Linked DNA regions of Homo sapiens: region 2 is linked to region 1. Evidence: chromatin loops called from intact Hi-C (ENCODE). Cell type or tissue: heart right ventricle. All regions are shown on one strand.

What was found. Peaks named below come from ENCODE experiments on the same cell type or tissue, not always from the same donor. Only the 100,000 strongest peaks of a DNase experiment are listed, where the experiment ranks them.
Region 2: a loop joins it to region 1, with 4 times the contacts of the local background. A loop is called at or near these places in 21 of 110 quality-filtered maps.

What each region holds. Positions count from the first base shown.
Region 1 is chr18:22,276,905-22,279,404 of GRCh38, reverse strand. No RefSeq gene overlaps it. Among named protein-coding and RNA genes, the nearest start is that of GATA6, 110 kb to the right of the region's middle. In heart right ventricle, no CTCF peak of the experiment used is centred here; a DNase peak (open chromatin) is centred at 1,444; H3K27ac peaks cover 2,500 bases.
Region 2 is chr18:22,470,943-22,473,442 of GRCh38, reverse strand. It overlaps LOC124904260 (a long non-coding RNA gene), which reads left to right. Exons shown (of 3, transcript XR_007066305.1): 1 at 1-2,500. Among named protein-coding and RNA genes, the nearest start is that of CTAGE1, 54 kb to the right of the region's middle. RefSeq lists an enhancer at 502-2,500. In heart right ventricle, no CTCF peak of the experiment used is centred here; DNase peaks (open chromatin) are centred at 1,472 and 1,838; H3K27ac peaks cover 2,162 bases.

The sequences.
Region 1 (2,500 bases):
GCACAGGTGGGGGTGACCCAAGGGTGTATATTTTAGAGAGACTGAAGGGAGGTGGAAGATGAGGAGGGGAGCAGAGGGCTCTGCACGCACCCTCCCCAGACTGGAGCTTGGCTTCAAGATAACTAGAGCTCATTCAGGCTCAAAGAGCAAGATGACACCCCAAAAGTGAGGCAAGAGATGGTGGGTTTGGAGATTAACATGCACTAAATGGGAGGGAGGTGGTTCCAGGACAGGGCATCTGCTGAGGTTGGTGGCCACTGAGCACTGGGAGACAAGGAGCAAAATGACCATGGCTGTGTCCCACAAAATCAACAGTTCTCGCTCCCCTTGCCATCTCCCCAAAGCCTTCCCCTATGCCCTGTGTAACCATAACAACCTTAACCACCCTGAGATATGAGGTTACAGTAACAATCTGCTTTTGAGTAAACTCAGTGTACTTTAGTGACTAAGAATGTGGTCTCTGCTATCCTAAAGACCTCCATTCACATCTCTGTGTGGCCTTGGCCAGGTGACCCAAACTCTTCCAGATCCAGTGCCCTCATCTTCAAAGTGGGGACAATGACCTAAGGTTGTTTGGAATATTGATTGTTTATACATGTAGAATATGCAGCCCACTTCCTGGCACAGATCACAAATTCTACTATTTTTATTAAGTTTAATTTCTAAGATAACCGCCCCACAAGGGGAAATCAGCTCTGATACCCAGTAAACACAATTACAGAAGTTCAACTGAGTCTGTCCATCATCTTCCATATAAGAAGGGAAAAAATTCTGACAAGAGCTTATAATGCTAAATCCTAAACACCATATGTACTGTTTTACTTTTTTAATAACAAAAGATTCCAGGTAGAATTCTTACCACCACTGGGCCTGGGCTCAGCTATTTTCACACATTATCTTAACTCCTTACAACAACCCTTTAAGTTCAGTATAATTTCTCCCGCTATGAAGATGAGGCGACTGACACCTAGAAGGTTAGGACTTGTTGAGGATAACACAACAAGAAATGCTGGAATGGGGTAGAGGGGTTGGCTCTAAAGTCTAAGCCTGTCCTGCAGGGTCACTGTGTCCTCTCAAAGTGACATTTTCAGTGTTTCCAGCATGATTTAGATGCAGTTCTTTCAAGCACATGAAACTCAATGGCCATGTCTATTAGAAAACCCCTCTATATCTATGAAAAAGTTTGCTGCTTAGTGTAACTGATGAATTTCTAACTGCTAAACAATGGCATCCACCTGCATGTACAGGCTGGTATTCTAAATGCTCCCTTTAAAGTTAAACATCTGCCCTCATAGCCTACCTTTCCTGCACAAGCTGGTGACCCTCAGCATTCAGAGAAGGTCTGCGCCCTCACTGATGTTGCAGCATTGGGCAGTCGGCTTGCCAGGGAAGTCGGGACGCGCGCCCACTCCCTGAAACATCTCTAAAATTCTTGTCTCGATGCGTAATGTTTGGATGGTTTCTGAGCACCGTCACTCGGTCTGCGTTACATCCTCCACACGTCCACAGACACTTTGAGAGTGGTGGAGCTGTGTGAAAAAAATAAGGCCCAGAAACAATTGAGCAGTAATAGTTTCAGTCCTACACAAGTGCTATTTTGGTATCTTGGCCTTGTACCTGACAAATGAAGGAGAATTCTGAGTGGAAACATAGACATCCATTAGTACGAGAAATCGGAGGTGGGGGGCGGCCAATGGGTCTCATGGATCCCAGCTCCTCATGCACTTGACCTTGTTCCCCGACAAGACAGGGTGCCAAGGATCTTTCCACATCCAGACCCAACTGCCTCTTTCATTTAGCTCATCCTTAAAATTACCCACAAGAAAACAAAAGCCAAATTGTGACAGCATGCATTTTAAGGCCTACAAAATACACCCAAGTATTGTGATGTATATACGCTTTTTTTTTTAAGACAGTCTTATTCTGTCGCCATCTCAGCTCACTGCAACCTCCACCTCCCAGATCCAAGCGATTCTCATGTCTCAGCCTCTTGAGTAGCTGGGATTTCAGGTGTGCACCATCACACCCGGCTAATTTTTGTATTTTTAGTAGAGACGGGGTTTTGCCATGTTGGCCAGGCTGGTCTTGAACTCCTAGCCTCAAGTGATCCACCTGCCTCGGCTTCCCAAAGTGCTGGGATTATAGGCATGAGCCACGATGCCTGGCCTGTATGTACACTTCACAGCAAACCAGAGAGCGTGTCAGGGCAGATATTATTATGCCCATTTTAGAGACCAGAACACTGAGGCACAGAAGTTAAGTCAATTAATTAGCCAAGGTCATGGAACTGGTAAAATCAAATCTTAATTTCAGGATCCAGTTGGTCTGATTCCAAGTCCGGTGTTCTTTTAGCTCACTGTTAAAATATAATGTATATTATATATACATTTATATATACATACATATATACATTATATTTTAACAGTGAGATTAAAAAACACTGTTATATTTTTTATCAGAGCCACCAGGACTCAAAGTAAAAATGCACAAATAAAATTTG
Region 2 (2,500 bases), 190 kb before region 1:
AGATGTCTCAATATTGGCTCCATTCACTGGGAAAATGTGTACATACCTCCAACTTCTCTCAAAGGAGTTCCTTACACTTAAAAGAAGGAAGGAAAGAAGGAAACCTATGGCAGACCCTGTTGGGTCCCTGCCTACATCAGGGTCCCTTGGCCCCTACCGTTGCCATACTGGTGACCCTCACCACCAGCAACTGCAGGTCTCCACACTGGGGACTTTTTTGGTTAAGGGATCTGCTGAGCCTGCAGATAGGGCAGGGCAGGCAATGCCTGGGGGTTGATGTCCCTGGACTAACCCTGAGCCAAAGGTGAAGAAGACTTCATGTTTCAATGTCCTGGCTTCCTTGCCACTAGGGAGGGAGAGCTCTAGATGCATCCTACACCATCTCCCAGATGTCCCCAGTGGGATGGCGCCTCAGCTGCTCACAGCAGTAACCTACACTGCTATACCATGGTAGCGTACCACACCCTACATTAGCTTCCCTCCTCACCACCTGGCTGGTGCTCCCACTCAAATCCCAGCCTAAGAATCTGCTTTCGGAGAGCCCAGATGAAGGCAAAGCAAGTGCTGAGTAAATACACTTGCTCATCCAGGGTTTAACCAGTGTGTGCACCTTTGGTAAGACTGTTCACATGTCATAGGAAATAGATTTTTGGCCTTCAAGTAAACCCATGCAGTTGCAAATGGCTTGAAGACTTAGGGGGCTATCCTGAAATAAGGTCACTGACATGCCCAGGTGCCGGGAAGCTCCTCTGGGGCCAGAGGCACTGATGTGCAGGTTGTGGGGGCCTATTCACAGTGCTCTGCTGGACATTTCCCAGCTGAGGCAGACCCAGGCAGAAACTGTCCCAGAGACCCAATTGATCTGCTGGGGCATCGCGGCTGGCACTTCATAATCCAGCATCACAGCATATGATTCGGATATGACCCACCACAGTAGGTACAATTTTCATTTCCTTCCTCATGTCCCCACTGGCAGTCCAAAAGTCATTTATGGCTAGTTTCAAAATCCATGATATTTTTGCAAATGTTTATGTGCATAATGTGTGTGTCTATGTATGGTGCTTTATGATCTAATGATGCTTTAATTAAGTTGATATTCAAATAAGCTTGAATTCTCAGAGCTCCCTGGAGATGCAGCTTATGGAATAGCAGATGATGGGGAAGGATAGTCCATGATTAAAACATCACATGGGATAAATGCCAAAGCAAAGGTCCCACCCCAGGAGAGTTATGAATTGACTGCACCGCTTCTCATCTCCACCCCCTCAATCATTGCTGATGGGCAGAGGGAAACCATTTTCTGCCATCTGGTTTTTGCAAAAGTCAGGCAGTAAGCTCCTTGGGACAAGGATCTTATCTTGTATAGTTCAACAATGAGCACATGGCTGTGTACACTCCAAAAGCCCTATTAGTACTGAATGCAATCATAAAAATAGCCCAACCGTGGACCTTCGATAACGTCCCTGCCGTCGGCTCAAACCTGAGTCACTGTGTCTGAAGGGCACTGGGTTCCCCAGGCTGATGCCTTATGACTTACAAATAAGCAGCACATCAGCTGATAAAGTGACTGGGCCATTATAAAAATCATACAGTAGTTCCTAGGATGCCAGAAAAACAGCCGTTAAACAACAACTTATTTTTCCCTTGGTGTTTGATTTTGGCAATGTGTTCTTTTCAAATGAGAACTATGCCAAACATCTTGTATGAACCCTTCTAGTCAGCAAGTATGTGAATGACCTCTCTATGGCATGCCAGAAGCAGGGCCAGGAGAGGGGAAAGGAAGAGTTGTGGCTGAAGCATGCTGGGCTCAGAACCCTTGCTCTGCAGGCGGAAGCCACCTCAGAGCAGCATCCAGAAGCTGGGCATGAACGGAACAGCTCACAGTGCACAGCAAGGTGTCACAGCCCTTCTAGGCTCACTTGTACAGGCCCCCTCGTACAGATCTCTGTGATTTTCAGGGTTGGCAGCCACTGATGTTTGCTCCCCGAGGAAAAGTGCACCAACTTTAGGTGAATGCCTCATTGTTTGGGGATCTGGAACTGAATTCTCCTGCAGGACTAGCTATGAAATCACTAGAGGACAACAGGAGAAAGCTCATGTAGTGCAGCTTGTGTTGGTGTGGAAATGGACAGATATGCATGCCATCCTGGGCACATGTGTCCATGCCATGTGGGAATGGTCAGGGGATGAACACAGCAGTCTGGGGCTAGAGGCAGACCTGGCACCAGGATTTCCTGAGGAAGAAGTCCCCCTCCTGAGTACGTAACTTCTTTTCCCAGGCTCTCAGAAGTAGCAACACGCTGATGCCCTGCAGCCTTTCTGGGTAGTAAGCAGGGCACGTGGATGCTGGAAGCTGAGCTCTGTGCTGGGCCAGCCTGAGGGCAGTGAGAGAAAAATCCCTGCAGGAAAGTCATTCCCCAAAACAAGCCCATCCCAGTTCCCAGCCAGCTTCTGGGGCTCCAGCCCTCAGCGCCAACTCCATGTTCATATCTGATGGCAG